Linked DNA regions of Homo sapiens: region 1 is linked to region 2. A link is a contact called in ENCODE Hi-C or POLR2A ChIA-PET data. All regions are on one chromosome and are shown on one strand. The core of a region is the stretch at or near the end of the contact, and the rest is flanking DNA. Distances in the headings are between cores, read along the strand shown.

Region 1 (5,232 bases), core at 145-2,644, 670 kb after region 2:
CCAACACTTTGGGAGGCCAAGACAGGAAGATCACTTGAGCCCAGGAGTTTGAGACCAGCCTGGGCCACAGAGGGAGACCCCCATCTCTACAAAATTATATTAAAGTTTTGTTTTTTTTTTTAAGATTAAAAATGGTATACCTATATAGGGCACTTACTATGAATAGAGCTTGCAGGACTAGAAGTTGCTCTGGGTGAGTCAGTGAGTGAGTAATGAGTCAGTGTGAAGGCCTAGGACATTACTGTACACTATTGTAGAATTTCTTTCTTTAAAAATAAATTAACCTTAGCTTACTGTAACTTTTTTGCTTTCTAAACTTAAAATTTTTAAAAAATTTCTTGATTCATTAACATTTAGCGTAAAACACAAACATAAGACAGGGTCGCGCTCTGTCACCCAGGCTGGAGTGCAGTGGCACGATCTTGGATTACTTGGCAGCCTCGACCTTCTGGGCTCAAGCTGTCCTCCTGCCTCAGCCTCCCAAAGCGCTGGGCTTACAAGCCTGAGCCACCGTGCCTGGCCCTTCTTTCTTCATATCCTTATTCTGTATACTTTTTTCTATTTTAAAAAAGTAATTTTTTTACTTTTTAAATTTTTTTTGCTTAAAAACAAAAACCCACACATTAGCCTAGGCCTATGCAGGCTCAGCGTCAGTACTCCCCACTCTTTTTTAAATGTTGTGAAATCCTCACCTGCATCCTAAGTATTGTTGTCCCCCCAACTCCCACTCCAGAGAAAGGAAGTGATTTACCACTGGCCACATGGCTAGCTCATGCCAGCTCAAAGGCCAGAGCTCCAGTGCTCATGATCTCCATCGAGCTACCAAAGAGAGTTCATCTGAGCAAATCCATATGCACCGCACTGTCTCAGGGCCACCAGGAGCTCAGAAAAGGGAGCTGGCTTTTGCCAAAGAAGTAAGTGATGGCAAAGTAGAGGACACATGACTTAAGATGGACCTTGAAGAAAGAAGAACAGATTAGGATATTTGAAGCAGGGGCCATAGCACGTCCAAAGACAGAACACTGGAATTTGTGAAGAGTGCCTATCCCTGGGTGGGTTCACACAGAGGCTAGAGTAGAAAGCTAAATAGGGCTAAGTTGCCAAGAGCCTTGAATGCCAGCCTGAGGAGAATGAACTTCATCCTGCCAAAAAAGACAAGGGTGAGTGGGTGGTGGTGAGCAAGGCTGTATTTTAGGCAGGTGAGTCAGTAACAATGAGGGGAGAACTGTCAGTCCCCCAGGAGGGGAAGATGAATTGCCACACTGGCAGTACCTGTCTCCAAAAAGTGTGAGACTGCACAGGCACCTTCCAGAGCATGGGAAGGCGGTAAGGGTAACATCTGAATAGGAAGATGAGAAACCTTTGCTTCTATATTGGTGTCAAGACATCAACAGACTTGCTGTTGAACCTGTTGGACTGGTCAATCTAGGTTTAAACGGCAGCTCTCCTACTTACTAGCTGGGCGGCTTTGGGCAAGTGATCTACCTTCTCTGGGCCCCCATTTCCTTGTCTGGTCAGTGCAGTAAGTGTTGCTCACTGTAGGCTGTGTCCGGCGCAGTTCCTAGCTCCTGATGACAGTTGAGTCAGTGGTGGCTCTGTGTATTGCCCCCATCCTGCTATTTTGTTTGTTTTTGCCAAATCCTTATAGGCTAATCACACGTTTTCACTTTGCTTCTCACTAACAATTTGTGATAGCATTCTTTCTCCCAAAGAGATCTCCAAACCCCTTAGCAATTGCCTCCAGTGAGTTCCCCTTGGCTTAGTGGGCTTTAACTGGTTGTTGTAACCAAAAGTCCATGTGGACCTCTCTGTGGGTGTGACCTTCTTGGCATCTTTCTTATAACCACAAATTGTTCTGTCCCCATATGGAAGAGTGACCGTTCCCCTTTAGCTAGTAATGGCACCTTAGCATCTTCCTCCTGGCAAGGGCCCCTGAGGACCTCAGCCTTTCCCTTGGGCTCTTTCTTTGCTAATCACAGCAGCCACAACTGAACCTGTCTCTGGGGACCAATTGAGGCAGTTGGCAGCTTTTATTTTCTGCCCCACACTTAATAAGTTGAGGAGGGGAATTAGGGTATCCACACAGCTAACTGCCAATTACCTGGGCTGTTTCTAGAGACAAATAGTTCCCCTTAGTTGGTGTTGGGTTTCACCCAGTGTCTGTGTACTAATTAAAGTGCTTAGAGGAACTACCATCCCAGTGCCCTATTGCCTCTTGACCTCCCAAGGCCAGAAAGACGAGGTTTAAGTGAGTCTGGGTTCTCAGACGCAGACAAGATGACTCAGTGTGCAGCCCTGCCTGCTGGTCACCACGGAGACCTCCAAATCTCAGAATCTGCAGTCTTGCCTACTGTTTCTCTGTGTGCATTTGGCAAACTTTTTAATACTAGCACTTTTGGCAGTATACTCCAAGCAATCAAATTGTTTAAAACAATATTAAGCAAGTCTTCATGTCTAGGAGCTTTCACAGTAACTGCTTGCTCCACTGCCCTGACTTTCTGGCACACTTGAGATACAGCTGACATCTCTTTGCAGCAGCATGCTGTCTCGGCTTTAAGCTTTGTTCAGACCCTTTCCCTCAGTAAGTCATACCCTGCTGACTTACTGGGCCTTACATGGGCCTGCCACTTGTTGCTGCAAGAGTGTTTGTGCCTCTTCCTTGTATAAGTGGGGCGTGGATTGAGCTTCAGGGACGCAGCATAGAGCCTGTCTCCTCCTGATAACATTCGTCCACTTGAAAGGGGAGTCTCAGGCTGGGCGTGGTGGTGCACACCTGTAATCCTAGCTATTGGGGAGGCTGAAGCAGGAGAATCGCTTGAACCCGGGAGGCAGAGGTTGTAGTGAGCTGAGATGGTGCCACTGCACTCCAGCCTGGGCAACAGAGCGAGACTCCGTCTCCAAAAAAAAAAAAAAAAAGATGGGGCGGGTCTCGGGTTCTGCTAGAAACTTTCAAGGAGGAGGAGGACCTCACTGTTGCCCTGTTAGAAAGGGCTCTGGTGCATTGAGCTGAAGTCTGCCTCCCTCCAAACACTCTTTGGCCTGATTTCCCTCAGCCCCAGCCACACAAGTTGTACGTCTCACCTGTGCTGGGGGTGCCCTGTTTAGAGCACTCATGTGCCACTGTCCAGTTAGTTTTTGCCTTAATAAATAAGGGGCCTATAGAGGGCCTCTTCTCAGTATTCTTTGTGCCATGTTCCTTTCTCAGAACCTGAATGGTGTGTTATTCTACCATTTAAAAAATGCCTGGGGCCTGGCGCGGTGGCTCAGGCCTGTAATCCCAGCACTTTGGGAGGCCGAGGCTGGCAAATCACCTGAGGTAAGGAGTTCAAGACCAGCCTTGCCAACATGGTGAAACCCCATCTCTACTAAAAATACAAAAATTAGCCGGGCGTCATGGCACACGCCTGTAATCCCAGCTACTCGGGAGGCTGAGGCAGGAGAATCGCTTGAACCCGGGAGGTGGAGGTTGCAGTGAGCCGAGATTGTGTCATTGCACTCCAGCCTGGGCAACAGAGTGAGACTCTGTGTCAAAAAAGAAAAGAAAAAAAAATGCCTGGGATATGCATTAAACTTCCCAGCCCTAAGGGGCTTTGCAGAACCTGTGCATCCTTGGGGTTAGAAGGAGTCCAGGTTAAGAACCCCTGTGCTGGCCCCAGGTCCTTCATTTGGCAGGGGAAGAAATGAAGTCTCCAGAGGGGGAGTAGGGAGAGAGCTAGAGGGGCCTGGAACCAGGTTTCCCACATTTACTCTTAGCAACAGGCAAGATCCTTCATCTTCCCGTGTTTCACTTCAGTTCCTCTTAGTAGGTTGCCTCCTGGGAGCACATTCCTATGATTGCATCTGTGCTTTTATAGCCTGGGCGACAGTCTGTCTGCCTTTCAGAGAATCCGTGGGACTGGCTTCCTCTGGATACACTTAAGTGGGTGAACAGAATGTGGAAGATGGTGGCAGGGGGTGGCTAGGTAAAGGGTGGACCCCTGCTGAGCAGGGGCTGGTGGTGCTCAGTTCCTTGTAGGGCTGCCCCAGCCGCCTCTTTCAACAATCCATGTGTTTTGAATGTGGCATATGGGAGTCCTCCAGCAGTCCAACATATCTGGCAGGACTTCAGCCAGGATTCCACTTCCTGGACCACTTGTTAGCTAAAGAGACTTATAGGATATATTTGCCATTTTACAAATGGTTGGGTCTAGAAAGAGGCTTTGTGCATTTTAAGATCTTGGGCAGGGCGTTGTGGCTCACACCTGTAATCCCAGCACTTTGGGAGGCCAAGGCAGGAGGATCACTTGACCCCAGGAGTTCAAGACCAGCTTGGCCAACATGGCGAAACCCTGTCTCTACTAAAAATACAAAAATTAGCCGGGCGTGGTGGTGCGCGCCTGTCTTCCCAGCTACTCAGGAGAATCACTTGAACCCAGGAGGTGGAGGTTGCAGTGAGCCGAGATTGCACTGCTGCGCTCCAGCTTGGGCGACAGCAAGACTAATAAGACTAATTAGCTGGGCACAGTGGCATGCACCTGTGGTCCCTACTCAGGAAACTGAGGCGGAAGGATCACTTAAGCCAGGGAAGTCAAGGCTGCAGTGAGCCAGGATCATGCCTTTGCACTCCAGCCTGACAGAGCAAGGCCCTATCTCAGAAAAAAAAGCCATCTTGGGAAGTCCATACTTTCAGACTAAACCATAGTGCTCCAGTCATAAGTCTACTCTTTTCATTAACCTCTTACCATACCTAACTTAGACTCAGGGGACACATTCTGAGGCCGGGCCTGCTCCAAATAGCCACACTTGGATTTCAAGGAACCCCTCCACGTGAAACAGATGTATTTGCCAAAGTTGGCCGTCTTCTTCCCCTTGAAAGAAGGCCTCCTGTTGAGAAGTCAGTAAGGGGAATAGTAGCAGAGAGAGCTGAAATCGAGACAGGAGCCCCCTGGTTGTGTAACTGATAGGCTATGTAATGTCAGGAAAATCTGTAATCCCTGCATGCCTCATTTCTCTCACCCAGCTCTGAAGGTGTGAGAGAGGGGAGCAGCACCCTGTAGCATGGTAGAAAAATAGCATGGGCTTCCGACTTGGACACGGTCCCAGCTCTGTCCCTTACCAGCTGCTGGAGTTTGGAGAAGTGGCCCAGCTCTCTGAGCATCACTGTCCACACCTGGCTTGCCGGGATTTTCAGTGGGAACGTGTGCAGAGCACTTGGCAGTGATGCAGGAACTCAACCAAAGGCAGAGATTTTTT
Region 2 (4,668 bases), core at 2,038-4,537:
CATGGCAAAGAAACACTGTTGGTTATATTCTGGGGTTGAATTCAAACCCAAATAAAATTTCCTGGCTAAAACATACACTAGAGAGTAGAAGCAATAAGGCGAAAGCAGAGAGGGGAGACACCTCTGCTTACACACTCTCTGTAAAGGTTCAGACACCTTTACAGGAAGCACCCCTGCCTGTCTCCTGGAAGACCAGCATTGTCTCACTCTGCAGAGCACAGGAGTAATCTGCTGTGGGTGCTGTGGGAGGCAGCGACAGGGGATGCAAATGGGATTGCAAAGGTTAACACTGTTTTACCTAGTAAGACAAGGTCTCCCTAATCAACTTGGCAAAGGGTGGGTTACACAGGTTTATTTTGTACAAGACTTCTTAATAAGGTAACGGGCATCCTAAAATATCAAAACAGCTTTCCTAAGTCATTTCGCCTAAACTTTCACATCTATAGCACCCTTGAAAGGAAGTTTTTTGGCTTTTACTTAAAAACTTTAGAGTTGCAGTGGTCATTCCTCATACTACATAAGTAAAAGTCTTAAAAGTAGGTTTGTGGTTTCCCCCAGGATTGAACCATAAACCACACCCAGTTAAAAGTCATGCATCTCTGTATAGGAAATGACTGAGGCCTGCTGGGAAGTACTACCCATTGACTCAGTCTAACCTTCTCATTCAGACCTGGTCCACACACCCAGGCCTGAACGCTCTGGTCAGAAAATAGCTCCTCTTCACTGCTGGAAACACTCATGTAGCGATAATTGAAGCTGGCCCTTACCTGGGGGCTGTGCCTCTGGACACTGAACTGGGGGTTGCCTGCGAAATGGTCACAATGTCTTCATCCCCTCCGTCCTCATAAAAGCTCGCTAGCGCGATCTGAAACAGAGAGGTAGTACCTTGGGACCCTTAAACAGGCCTTCACCTAACGCACATCTCCTTTGAGCACAAAGGAATACAGACATGGCCAACACTTACAAGGTAGCTTGCATCCATGGGCCAAAGAAAATTAGACCAGAAGGTTAACAGCTCAGCTGTTAGTCTTCGTGTCAACTGAAACAAATTCCACCCACTAAGGTGAAAAGAAGGCAGTAAGAATGGCTGGGGTGGAAGACACTCTTTATTCTCATTTTATGAAGAAACGTGATCTAGTAAAAGTAGCACACATTTAGTGAGCATTTACATGCCAGGTTGTTCTGAGCATTCTACATACGTTAATTTGTTTAATCCTCAAGAACTCTATGCTATTAGTACTCTTATCATCTCATTTTATAGTTGATACAGAAGCACTGAGGATTAAAAAAAAATTTGTTCAAGTTTACACAACTGGTAAAGAGAGGAGCCAGGTTCCATCCCTGCTAGTGTGCTTAGGCCCTCACTCTTAAGCGCTTCCAGTACAGCCCGGAGTCAGGAACTGTGGAGTCAGTCCAGGTTGCTACTTTTCCTTTCTTTCAAGTTGTTTCCTAATCTGTGAAATGGGGGTACCTGTCTCACCAACCTGCACACTGGATGAGATAATCCATTAAGATTTATGCATACTCGCATCTTAGGTTTACACATACAGAAGGAATATGGGAATCCTTTGGTCATTTGTGACATCTCTGTCACCAACTCAACGGACAGGCATTCACTAATCACTTGCTTTGCACAAACACAAGAAAGCATTGAGGTCACAGAGATGAAATAGACATGGCCTCTGTCCTCAGGGTCACCAACTTCACAGGAGACAGTGAGCTGTCAAGGGATAAAAGTAATCTGCTGGGAGGCAGTGTGCTGTCTCAGGCCATGTAGTGAACTGGCATTCTCAGGGAGCCTACATTCAAGTCCTGTTCCTGCCAGGCAAGTCACATGCATGATCCTCAGTTTCCCCACTACAATGTGAGGGGAACGAGACAGAAGATCTGTTGGTCACAACACTGTGTGCTTTTAGGTCTTTCAGGTAGAAACTTTTTATTTCTGCCCAGCATAGGGGCTTCCCATTGTGTCTAGGTGTGATCTAGGTGTGATGCTTTACCGAATTCTTATGTTTGGGGAGTAATTTACGTTTGGCAGCAGACTCAGTTCAAATTCCAACCCCGCTACTTACTGGCTATGTGACCCTGAGCAAATTCTTTGCCCTCTGTGCTTCCAATTCCTCATCCATAAAATGGGTCTAGTCTTTACCTCATAGTGTTGCTAGGATCCAACGAATCATATTATGTAAAGTGCTTGGCACATGGTGGTTTAAAGCTTGGGCTCTGTCTGCTTGCAATCAGACAGAACTGGGTTCCACTTCTACCTCTTCTGCCTGGTAGCTAGTGAGGCCTTGAGCAAGTTACTTAACCTCTTTAATCTCAGCTGCAAAATGCGAAGGTTAAATGACAAAAGACATGTAAAGCAGTCAGAACAGCGCTTGGCTCATGGTAGGTACTCAATAAATATTAGTCATCACCGTCATCATCTACCTAAGACGAAGCTGGCCAAGAATATTTATGCAATTCTTTCTACAGTTAATTACCGAATGCTTATTATGTGCCAGGCATTGTTCCAGGCACTGGGAATTCATCAGTGTACAAAAATCCCTGCCTCGTGAAGCTTAAGTCTTCTTAGCAAGTATTTAGTGAATACTCAGTACGTGCCAATGAACTACACAGCAATTTCCACGAGACTCCCATTTTACAGATAAGTTAACTACGCAAGGTGAAGAAGCTCCAACCTTGCGCCACCACCCCAGAGGTATTCTCCCAGCAATTAGGAAGGCTGGGCGGCGGTCAACTCCCGGGCTGGACTTCGGAAGTGGAAATGAGCGGCCACCTAGTCCCGAGTGGGGCTTCACCCAAGAGCTGCTCACTCGGACCAGCCCGGCCTCCAGCAGATACTCGGCGCGGCAGCCACGCCCCCAGGCGCTCCCTCTCCTCGCCGGCTGCCGCAGCGCCCGAAGTCTCGCTGACGCCGCAAGCGGGCGAGGCAGGGTGAAACTGGCACGGCAGAACTGGCTGGGGCTGGCCCGCGTTCCCCCACTCCCAAGCCGAGCAGGCGACGCGTGACAAGCGGTCCCGGGACCATGAGGCCTGGGTCGGGCCGCGGTAGAGCGGGGATGACTGTGCGCTTCGGCCGCCGCGGGCTTAAGGCACCAGGCGCCCGCTCCCAGCAGTCCCCGGCCCACCCGACACAGCCCGCCGCGCGGCGCTACCTGCAAGTCCCAGCCGGCCGACTCGAGAAAGAAGCGGGCCCGGTCCTCCTCGGCGCCCGTCACCGCCACGAACTCCCTCAGCGCCTCCTGTCGCTCCGCCGCCATCTTCGCCCCGTGCGCCTTCCAAAGCGCTCCGGCGGCCGCCGCACAGGCCCAGCCCCGCTGCCGCGTTCCGCTTGCCGGTCGACGAGGCCCAGCCGATGAGGGCCCAGCAGCTGGGAGCCCGCCCGCAGCCCCGCCCCACGCGGTGCCTCACGCAAAGCCCTCCGTGCGGGAAGCCCCGCCGCTCCGCGCCCTCTGGCGACCGCGGCGCGAACCGCAGCCTAACGGCGGGGGTGGGAGCCCGAAGGATGAGAGGCGGGGCGGGTCTTACATACACCTGTGGGCTGAAGGCTCCCTGCAGGAGTCAGATTCCCAGTTATTCATTGACGCAGCCCTCATTTCATTAATTGTGCATTCGTTCATTCACTTACTTGTCAAGCATTTACTGAGAGCTATCAATGGCCCGACGTTTTTCTAGGGCTGTGGATATGGCAGGGAGCAAAACAAAGTCCCTGCTCCCATGCTTCTTACATTCTAGGGGTAAAAATTCAGACCTTGAACAGGCTAGGCCTCCGCTCACAACACGTCCATGCCTCGTTATCTCGCCCCGCATAAAAGACAGTCTCATGGCCTGCCTGCAGGACCCATGAGAGATGGGCCAGTTCCTCCCTCTCATCAAGGGATCCGCTAGCTTCCTCTGCTCCAGGCGCCTTGCCCTCCTTGCTGTTCCTGGAACTTGCCAGTTATCTTGCATTTGCCTCAGGGCCGTTGCATTAGCTGCTTCTGTGCCTGGAGCACCTTTCCCTTACCGATGGGCAAGGCGCTCTCCCCGCTTTCTTTGGGCCTCTGCTCCAAGGCCACTTTCTTAGGCACAATCCTGTCTTCTGGGTCCTCAGCTTCTTTGCCCTCTTGCCTCTCCAAAGAGGAACTTACTTGTTCAGCTTACTTGTTCTTTGTTCTCTATTTTCAAAGCCTAACTTCCTTGTTCTTTGTACCTCCTTACCCCTAGTTACGGTAAACAACCTTCCCGCGGGTCCTAATCTATAACTCACATCTGTTCCCTTGGATACCCTCGCTACAATTGCCATTCCCGCGGAAACTCTTCTTCCTGCCGAAACCGCTTGCCCTACCACTGTAGCCCACATTTCTGCTCCATTTGAACTAGCCAATCGGGATTAGCTTAGATTGCGCAGTCCAGCCCCAGCCAATGGGAACAGGACACAGAAGCAGCGACTAACCGCATTAGGGATAAAAACCCCTTCTCTCTTTTGTTCGGTGTGCTTTCCTGAAGACCAGATGTGTGAGTGGCACCCTTCTGCAGAAGTAAATTGGCTTTGCTGAAAAATCTTTTATTTCAGTGCTGGTTTTCCTTGAGACTTCGAGCTTTAATTTCCAACACCACCGTGGGACACTCTTCCCTTCCTCTTCCTCTGTCGGCCCCTGCTCATTCTTCAGCTCTCAGTTCAGG

The links. Hi-C counts contacts between places; a loop is a spot of excess contacts on that map. ChIA-PET counts read pairs that join two places held with the same protein, here RNA polymerase II (POLR2A). Pooled maps may share reads with other maps.
Region 1: a loop to region 2 is called in a map of breast epithelium, with 19 times the contacts of the local background. The contact joins the enhancer-like site here to the promoter of NSFL1C in region 2. A Hi-C loop is called at or near these places in 1 of 168 maps with a recorded cell type or tissue (breast epithelium) and 1 of 50 pooled maps. POLR2A ChIA-PET finds 5 or more read pairs at or near these places in 1 of 52 experiments (PC-9).

Annotation. Positions count from the first base shown.
Region 1 is chr20:2,131,362-2,136,593 of GRCh38, forward strand. All of the region lies in intron 3 of STK35 (serine/threonine kinase 35), which reads left to right. LOC124900458 (a long non-coding RNA gene) reads left to right here. Exons shown (of 2, transcript XR_007067499.1): 2 at 1-5,232. Among named protein-coding and RNA genes, the nearest start is that of STK35, 32 kb to the left of the region's middle. Within about 2 kb of position 1,395, at least 5 of the 41 ENCODE cell types and tissues checked have a DNase peak (open chromatin) inside an H3K27ac peak, as active enhancers do; they include PC-9 and breast epithelium, where a contact is called at or near this core.
Region 2 is chr20:1,463,562-1,468,229 of GRCh38, forward strand. It overlaps NSFL1C (NSFL1 cofactor), which reads right to left and starts at 3,288. Exons shown (of 9, transcript NM_016143.5): 1 at 3,159-3,288; 2 at 768-865. The coding sequence starts at 3,263. RefSeq lists an enhancer at 2,517-3,018 and a silencer at 3,313-3,582.